Regions from separate parts of the Homo sapiens genome. Here region 1 is linked to region 2. The links are chromatin contacts, found by Hi-C in ENCODE. All regions are on one chromosome and are shown on one strand. The core of a region is the stretch at or near the end of the contact, and the rest is flanking DNA. Distances in the headings are between cores, read along the strand shown. Region 1 overlaps AP3B1 (adaptor related protein complex 3 subunit beta 1). Region 2 overlaps AP3B1 (adaptor related protein complex 3 subunit beta 1).

Region 1 (5,083 bases), core at 1,270-3,769, 160 kb before region 2:
CTTAAAAATTTCTTACTTATTATGTTTGTTGTTTCTTTTACTTAATAGAATGAAATCCCTATGAGGGCAAGGGTTTTTCTGTCATTTTTGTTCATTGCTGTGTCACAAATGCGAATGGAGAACCAGATGAGAATAGAGCTACAGAATCAAAAGGAGGAGGGAATTTCAAGATGAAAGAGTAGTGGTCATGGGTATCAGATGTCAACAGAAAGAGCCAAAGTTCTGAGCACTCTGCAAGGGAAGCTTAGATCCTAAGTGAACTGAAAATGTTCCTAAGCCTTAATGTTTTGCACAAAAACATTATTATTATGAGGGCCACTCCCTTTGGCTACATAGCACTGGGAAATGGTAAGTTCTGACTCTGTTTCCAGCGTTTTTTCTGCATATCCATTCATATTTGCAGCGCACCACTTGGATAGTAGCATCTTTTATTGGAGTGGTTCTCTATGCCTAAAGAGGTGCCTGTGTTTTGGAATTTTTTGGTAGGGCTCCATAAAGGTCCAGCCTTCCCTTCGTTGAATATTTTTATACATCCTTTTTTGGGCATGTATCTCTGATTGGAAATTGCTATTCCTTATCACTTTTCCAGTCCATGATTTCCTGGATGTAAGTTTTAGGTGTTGCTTTCTATGGTATATAAATTTTGGTGTACCATAATTTTGAGGAAAAAGAAGGTAACTTTGTAGTGTGGGGCTCTCAAATGGTAAAAGTCCTTTCTTTTTTCTTTTTAAAATTTCCAGTCCAATATTGATGGATACTTCTACAAAATACAATAAAAAATAAATTACTAGAAAAATAAAATGGGCCAGGCGTGGTGGCTCATTTCTGTAATCATAGCACTTTGGGAGGCCGAGGTTGGTGGATCACCTGAGGTCAGGAGTTCGAGACCAGCCTGGCCAACATGATGAAACCCCATCTCTACTTAAAATACAAAATTAGCTGGGTGTGGTGATGCACTCCTGTAATCCCAGCTACTCAGGAGGCTGAGGCAGGAGAATCACTTGAATCCAGGAGGCGGAGGTTGCGTGAGCGGAGATCACACTACTGCATTCCAGCCTGGGTGACAGAGTGAGACTCTGTCTCAAAAGAAAGAACAAACAAACAAAAACATAATAAAATTAAAGAAAAATAAAATGAAAAAGGCACACAAAATAAAATACAAGCCCCACTTTTTAAATTAGACTCAATAAACATAAAATTACATTGTCAAATTGTTCCGTCACGGTTCTCAATGTGCTTATTCTGAATTTTGGTACCTATCTCCTCATGGGTTGGTAACAAAAATTTGTGAATTAGTCATGATTCTTGGACCAGACTTTCTCAGATCATACTTTAAGTAGCACTGATATAGTGTACAGTACTACATAGTCTTAATTTTCCCCTTAATTTATGTTGTCTTTAGAAGGAGTAGAAGGTTTTAATGAGTTATGGATTATAGATTGATTAAAAAGAGAGGTAATTTACACTACATAATAGCCCTAACACATCCCTAGTTCTTATATATAACTGGTAAACTTTATTTTTCAGTTATAGTTACTAGTTCATTCTGGGGCTAAAATAAGAATGACTTTCCTGGTAATAGTAAGATTTGCCTTAAATGTTCAGTTATATATTCTTCTCTGTCCTTTGAAACTTAAAACTGGCCTATTTTGAACATGAAAGGAAAAGTTATACCATTTAACACCACAAGATGTCACTTATGTAAAAATAAAGTTGGTATCCTAATACTCAAAGCTAGAAAGCTACAGGTAACTAGGTAAATGAAGACACAGGTAAATTAAAAATGAATATATTTGAAACAACTATTGTTTTCAGCAAAGAGTTGAGGAAAATATTGCTAATTCAGCATTATTTTGACTCAAATATTGATATTTAACAAAATAGTATCTAAGATTTATGCAGTAATACATGTTAACTGATCATATTTGAATCTACGTAATGAAGAAGGTAGACCTAAAAGAACTTAATAAAAGTTAATGTATTTTGAGGGTAAAGTAGGTGTTATGGTATTAACTTTCCTAAATCTTTACTGTTTTGGTGACAGGCAAAGAAGAATTTGGGAAGAAACATGTAATTTATATCAGAATTTTAAATAGATCCTTATGACATACGTGAGAAGCTGCATATTACATCAGGTTGAAACAGTGCCTAGGATTTTTCTTGTCTCTTCCCTGAACCTCAGAATTATTAGTTTCTCTTCCTATATTAATGCAGTATTTGTTGTTGAAGACTAGCTTTTCTGTTAACCATGAAGAGCAAAACCTTTATCTTTAATATTGAGATTCTGTTTTCTTGTTTTTAGTTTCAGAGAGCAGGTGCTTGTTCTGGGCACTCTGGGAATTTGGGCTTTAGATGAGCAAACCAAGTTTCCATTAGTTTACGAGTAAGACTATGCCTGGAATTAGAGGTTGGGCTGTTCTAAAAATTGACACTTCATTCCTCTTCATTGCTCACTTCTCTCTCCAGATAAAACTGGTAGAGGAGAATAATGGGACACTTTGGGGAACAGAAAAGGGGAACAAGCAGGAGAAAATTGTTTTCTTTTTTGGCATGTGTGTATGTGTGACCACATTTCCTTTCTATTTAGTTCCTATCGAATTCTTTTTTTTTCTTACCTAACTTCAGTAAGATTTTTTTAAGGTTTCTTTTAGGGTTTAGGTTTTTCATTATAAAAGTATACATAGTCATTAAGTAAATAGGAAAATACAGCAAAAAGTAGAAGAACAAAATACAGTTACATATATAGTTCCATTAATTTCTCTCCCTTTTCTGTTACCTGTGAAATCTGAAAGAGCCTGAAAAGTTTTATGCAGGGATCCTAAATTCCTTAAGGTGAACATTTATAGTATGTGTAGTAGTTGTATGTTCTCAGAGACAGTTTTTATTTATTACTACCTCTACTGTTTAAATATTTTCAAGCTGTATTTTTAATTAGGAAGAAGTAGGTGTTTTAATTATTTAATTGTATTTTGTCTTCTCTACTGGTCACCATTGCATTTAATTTTATGAGCTGTTTGGAAAGTAAGGCTCATTTTTTTCATAATAAATTTCATTGCATTTATTCCTTTTGAAAAAAATGTGCTTAGCTTTTACTTATTTTTTTCTTGCAATGACAGTTTGTAACATTTAACCCTTGTATTAGTTTGCTAGAGCTGCCATAACAAAATGCCACAGACTGGGTGGCTTAATCAGCAGAAATTAATTTTTTCACAATTAATGCCTGGGAGTACAAGATCAAGGTGTTGGCGGGTTTGGTTTCTGCTGAGGCCTTTCTCTCTGGCCTGCAGATGGCCACCTTCTTGCTGCAGTTATTTAACATTGCCCATGATATTACTTCTAATTCTTATGAAAATGATATATTTTAAGCTATCTAATATAAAAATCAAAGTATGGATTTTTTTTCTTCTCTTTTGTAATAGGAATGAAGATCTAAAGCAAATGTTAGAGAGCAACAAAGATTCTGCTAAACTGGATGCTATGAAGCGGATTGTTGGGGTAGGTAAAATACTCATTTACTTCAATTTTGGAAAAATGGACAAGCAGTGATCATATTATTATATATATATATAAAAATACGTTAAATACCAAGTCTAATATTCTGTTTGCCCTTAATATTAACTTAGAATTTCCTGTCCAAAAATGTTAAAGAAAAAAGTACATTATTGAAGTGTCAAAAATCAAGAAACTTAGGTTTTAATTTTATCTTTTCTCTGTTTTAATTTCCCTGTATCTAATTTCAAGGTATTTCTACTATGAGAATGAGGTAGTTAGTCATTTTGAAGACAAAATAAGATGATATACAAGCTATTTTGACTTCCTACACAGAGGGATACTAAAGAATGATTTTTTTTGTCCTTTCACAGCCTAAATGTTCTGAGCATACTTTCATCTGTTTTTTAAATTCTCTTACTACCAATAGAAACACTTTATTCAGTTTAGAAGCCTAGAACTTCTAATAAATATTATTAAATATAAGAGCATTCACCAGTGTTCAGCTGTAAAGCAAAACATAAACAATTGATTAATAAGTTATGAGGATTCTATTGCCAGAGAATTAAAGATATAATATAGTTCCTTAATTATTTTTAATGTTTTAATTTTAATTTTTTATTTTTCCAGGGTTCTAGTTGTATATACCATCTTTAGTAAAATAGTTTTGCAATTTATGTTGCACTCTCTGTACGTACTCATTTGATTTTCCACATTCACAGAGAAAAAACTTGCTTAATTCCACTGACTATCTGATGCTCAGGAGTTTTGCTTTTGTTTCACTGGAATCAAATTCATAAAACTGATTTTTCTTATTAACACTATCCTTTTTATCACCACCATTGCTGATTCTATTTTCCACTTAATTTTATATAATAAGGTCAAAATTGAATACATTTGCATAATTGCTTAAATAAACTACTGTAATAAGGCGATGACACAACTAAAACAATACTGTTTTCCAGCAGGCAGTGCCATCGTATGAGAGCTTCAGATCTCTTTTCCTTTCTTGATATATTAAAGTCCAAATAACAGGTATCAGCATGCTCTGTTAAAAAGTGAGGTGGTATGAAAATCAAATATATTAAAGTCAAGTACTAATTGTATCTGTAGGACATCTGTAAGTGACTTGATCCTTGCTTTCATGTTTATGTCATTTGGCAGTATAGGGGCAATTTTGAGGATTCCATTGTAAATTTTTGATTTGTTAATGTTATGCTCTATACATAGGAGTATTTATGGGCAGGCAGTTCTTGCTTTGCATGGCTTTTATACATATGAATTTCAGTTACTACAGTTTAGTTAAGTGACACCAATCCCCTAACAATATGGTTCAAATTTCATTTACCATGGTGTATTAATTGTGTACTTGGATAATGTACAAACTTGACTGCTAGCTCTTCATTCTACAAATAACTTGTAAATTACAAACATGTATCATGATCCATGATCAATCATGTCACTTCTTTCAAAATCTGTCAGTGATTGGTCACTGTGCATCTGTTACTCAGTTTATGCACAGACAACAAAGCATGTAGTTGTGTTGCCTCTTTGTCTCCCAGTAAGAAACACATGTGACATTTTACAGAAATGA
Region 2 (4,778 bases), core at 1,036-3,535:
TATAATTACATGTGCTCTGAGATGTTACCATGGCTCCATTTTTAATAAATAGCAATCATATTTCCTCCACAAAAATCAATTCTAGGAAATATTGATTCTTTCCTTGTCTCACTCCTCTCCCTCCCCCTGTATTTTTCTGTCTCAGAATTTTTTTTAACTTTGCCAGTATGATAATTTTTTAAAGCTCCTAATAAGCTTTAAACATCTTCAAAAACCACCCTTTAGTAATCATAAATATTTATGACCAAATTTAAATTTTACACTCCAAGGTATTTTCATTTGAAGGGAGATAGTATGACATAGTGGAAAAAATACGGACTTTGGAATGAGACAGGCTTGAGTTCAGATTCTAGTTCTGCCCCTCTTGTTATGTGCCCTTGAGCAGGTTATTTAACCTTTCTAAATATTAATTTCATTATTGTAAATGGGATAATAATGTACCCAGGAAGAGTGCATTTAAATTAGATAATTAGTATGATTGGTATGAAGTGCCTAGCCCTTTCTGGCCCACAGTAGATTCTTAAAAAAATACACACACATGTGGTAGAGAGAACTAGACCTTTAGTTTCCAGGAAAATATAAAGCACCACAAGGCATTTGTCATCCCCTGAGAGAAGGGTGTTTGGTCATCTCACATGTTATTCCTTCTCCTTGGAGAACTGTTTCCCTGCCCATCTGCCAGCCTTACTCCTATATCTTGGCTTATATGTCTCTTTCTCCAGGAAGCATTCCTAATTGGATCAAGTTTTTTTAGGTGTCTCTCCACATGTTCTCCTGACACGCTATAATTTATTACTTATTACTTATTATACTGTATTATCACTGCAACCTTATCTGTATCCTCCAGTGGACCGTAGACCCTGTAGGGTAGACACACAGAGATCCTCTGTGTCTTACTAACCATCGTTATCCTTAGCACCTAGCATAATGCCAACATGTAGTCAATAATTAATAAATATTTGTTGAGCAGGTGAACAAATGAATGGTGTTAAGCACTTAGGTATGATCATTTGATATTTTAAAAGTTTATATTTGATTAGCTTAAATTTTTAGCAAGATAGTACTTTAGAAGAATTTCCTTTGAACTGGTTAACATTTTCTCATAGAATGTGTTTAAGGTCACATTTGGGAACTTGTGTAAGTAATTTTCTTGGGTAGAAAATGTATAAAATACAAGTCTATTTTAGCAGAAGTAGATATATAAATATTTAAATATATTACTAAACCAGGTGTGGTGGCTCAAGCCTATAATCCCAATATTTTGGGAGGTCAAGTTGGGAGGACTACTCGAGCCCAGAAGTTCCAGACCAGCCTAGGCAACCTAGTGAGACCCTGTCTCTACAAAAAATATAAAATTAGCTGGATGTGGTGGTGCATGCCTGTAGTCCCAACTACTTGGGAGGCTGAAATGGGAGCATCGCTTGAGCCCGGGAGGTCAAGGCTGCAGTGAGCCGTGATTGCACCACTGTACAATGAGACCCTGTCTCATATACGTATATATATACGTATATATACATGAATATATATGTATATACGTATATATATACATGTATGTATACATACATACACACACACACACACACACACACACACACAGGCACAGTATTTTGAGATAGCGTTTTAAAAAATCAGCCTAAATATCTTTAACGTTGTTACTGGTAGTACTTAATTCTTGGTAAATCAAACATTTAATGTTTTCTACATTGCTTTTGATTATATTGTTTAGTGTCATTTTATGACTTTTTGCATTTGAAATTTGTATGACAGGATAGAATTGAATTTGAATGGGTTCTAATTTATTTGGTTATGGGTAATACCTTTTTTATTACCTCATTAATGTATTCTGGAATTTAAAAACAATTTTTTTATAAACTGCTTATATAAAGGAGTTAAAGTTCATATTTCAAAATTTACTATTATGTGTAGTGATTCTGAAGATGGGGAGAAGGAAAATGAAAAATCTAAAACTTCAGATTCTTCAAATGACGAATCTAGTTCAATAGAAGACAGTTCTTCCGATTCTGAATCAGAGTCAGAACCTGAAAGTGAATCTGAATCCAGAAGAGTCACTAAGGTAAGAGATTATACATTTGTTGTAATTGAAGGTAAATATTCTTATAGCAACTAAAATAGACAACACCATCCTCATCTACTCCTGTGATTTTATTTTTTCTAGATAAGCCTTTCCCTTATAACCCAACTCTGCAGAAATGCTAGAAACTTTAAAAAATCTCATCCCTTGCCACTGAAATCAAGGAACTCTTACGCATATGACCTTTTTTGTTCTTGGCTAGGTTGTGACAAGGGGGGGGTTTTGCTGAAGGGGAAGTGAAAGGAAGTCACAAAAATAGTATTGAGCAAAGAATTATAAGTGTACATACATCATAAGAAATTGAGACTATTCACTTTTTAAAAATATTGGGCATTTTGCATAATAGAGTGTGTTTTAAGGCTTCAATTAAAGAGTATACATTCTTTAGTTAGTAAGAATTTGCGTAGCCATTTATTTAAAAACAAATGGAACCACTTATATAATAAAATAATAATGCTTTTTGGTAATAACATTTTTAACACTGAATTTTGCCTGCTTAGCAGGAAAAAAATAAAGTATAAATTGCAAAAATATAGTTATTAATATAAAATGTATTCTATCTGATTTCAAGTCTAGTTAAAAGAATAAAAATATAGAATTCAGACCTAACGATAATTATCTTTTTGGTCTTTAATAATCACCCCCTTCCTATAACTGGACCATGTTCATGCTAGACTTCAAGTATAGTATTTTTATATACAACTGTGTTATTCTGTTTGTTGAAAATATGGCCAAACTCTGCCTTTGATTCAGTTCAATTTCTTCTTAATCCAATATTGTTTTCGTTTATTTGTTCTGTTAACTGGAATCTCTTCAATATGTTATCTGAGTAGGCAAGGATGAAAATTAATTTATTGAAGTAGACAATTGCCCTCCCCCATCCAGAGATTTATTGTTAAAGAATGTTTTAAAAATTGGCTAGTATTTGTCTTGCCTTATTTCACATTTTCTTGCATATATTAAAACCTATCTTAAACTTGAATTTATATTTAAAACTTGTGTCTGTATATAAAATAACCTGAGATTTTTATTTTTAAAAAATTCACATAAAATCTTAAGAGATTTTATGGTTTATTAATCTGGCCTCATATAAAAACTTATCACTTAGTGAGTCTGATGTACTCTCATTTCATACTTACATCAAATTACCAGAAAGTTTAAAATGTTATTGAAAATAAAGAGAGTTACAAATCGACAGTAAATACAACCCAGAGTAAGAAGTATTTTTTAAAAATGACAGAACAAGAAATCAGTGAGTGTCAAGTGGTAGAAGTTATTCTTAGGAAATTTTGTAACAGTTGAAAAATTATAGACTTCAGTGCCTCTGTAGTATTAGAAGCAGAGCTTTAGGATCCCATTAAAAAGCCACAGTGGTTGAACATCATGTTGTGTTGTACCCCTTCCTCCCCCTGAAAAAAACAAAAGAAGATAAAAACCACAGGGGCACTCCAGGTCAGTGATTCTGTTTGTTTCTTCTTTGTCAAAGACTTTCAGTGATCAGATTAAATCTCTTGATAGTTAAAAATATTTTCCTATAGAACGTCAGTATAAAAAACCTCAAACTATTGCAGTGAACCAAGGCCTTTGAGAAATTCGGGTTTCGCTCACATTGTTGATAGTTTTGTGTTCATGTGTTTCCCTTAGGTGGCTTATTTTCTTTATATTAGAATGCCTTTTCCCATCTATAATAGGCATACAGGACTGTGGAGTTTTTTGCTTTAGTTTAGCAACTGGAATAAGTACTCTCCACCTTGGAGCTACCATAACTACTTATTTATTTCTGTTTCTTTCTGAATGATTTGGTGTATACCATGCAATTACAGAATATACCTATTTTCTAATAATAGGTGACTATAATTGTGGAAAAGTCCTCCTTGCACCAAGTGTTGTGGCTTCTGCCCTAAATTATGAGTAATGAAGGCAGATGGTGGGTACTTTACTTTAATTTAGCATGACAATATGTTAGTGCTGAAAATTCATATGCCTTATATCTGCAGCCTAACTAAATCTATATTTTTACTCTTTCTTTTCTTTTTTTTCATCCAGACAATGTGTTTTGAGGGCACTGAGCATGAAAATGCGACCTAGGAGTTACCTTGAATATATGGCTTTCAAAACAGTTAATTTTTATGGTAGTCCTATGAGATAAGCATAGTGTTCTACTTGTTGGGAGAGAATATCTTTGTTTCAGTTTCCTCATCTGTAAAGCAGACATGCTAGTACCTACCTTACTTCTTTCAAGTGTTATGTTAAAAATAAAATATGAAAGATCAATGTAACACACTATGTAACTATAAAACAACAGTTTTAACATTTTTAAAAATTCCATAAAAGATCAACAGTATTGGAGAACATCAAATGCTAAAAGTAACCTAAATTTTTTGGTAACTCTTAAGTATCCTGCTCTTTTTTTTTCACTCTTTTTACACTATTCAAGTTGTAAGGCAACATTTAATTCTGTTCCCTTACCTACAGCCTCTGAGCTTAGCCACTTTCCTTAGAAGACAGCTGCCATCCACGGTCAGTGTTTCTGCTCTCTAACTCACAATCTCCATTTACCCTACTTTTCCTTTGAACGCAGCTCTGTGTAAGACTCGCATCCACTTCCCCAAGGGTAACTCCTACTTCCTTTTGGTCTTGTTTTGTTAATAATCATCTGTCTCCTTTGCACCTTTAATCTCTTTCT

The links. Hi-C counts contacts between places; a loop is a spot of excess contacts on that map. Pooled maps may share reads with other maps.
Region 1: a map with no recorded cell type shows a loop between it and region 2 (3-fold over the local background). The contact joins two enhancer-like sites. A Hi-C loop is called at or near these places in 1 of 168 maps with a recorded cell type or tissue (IMR-90), 2 of 37 single-sample maps with no recorded cell type and 3 of 50 pooled maps.

The regions. Positions count from the first base shown.
Region 1 is chr5:78,265,932-78,271,014 of GRCh38, reverse strand. AP3B1 (adaptor related protein complex 3 subunit beta 1) reads left to right here. Exons shown (of 27, transcript NM_003664.5): 2 at 3,420-3,495. Among named protein-coding and RNA genes, the nearest start is that of AP3B1, 26 kb to the left of the region's middle. Within about 2 kb of position 2,519, at least 2 of the 41 ENCODE cell types and tissues checked have a DNase peak (open chromatin) inside an H3K27ac peak, as active enhancers do.
Region 2 is chr5:78,107,503-78,112,280 of GRCh38, reverse strand. AP3B1 (adaptor related protein complex 3 subunit beta 1) reads left to right here. Exons shown (of 27, transcript NM_003664.5): 20 at 1,927-2,074. Among named protein-coding and RNA genes, the nearest start is that of AP3B1, 180 kb to the left of the region's middle. Within about 2 kb of position 2,285, at least 3 of the 41 ENCODE cell types and tissues checked have a DNase peak (open chromatin) inside an H3K27ac peak, as active enhancers do.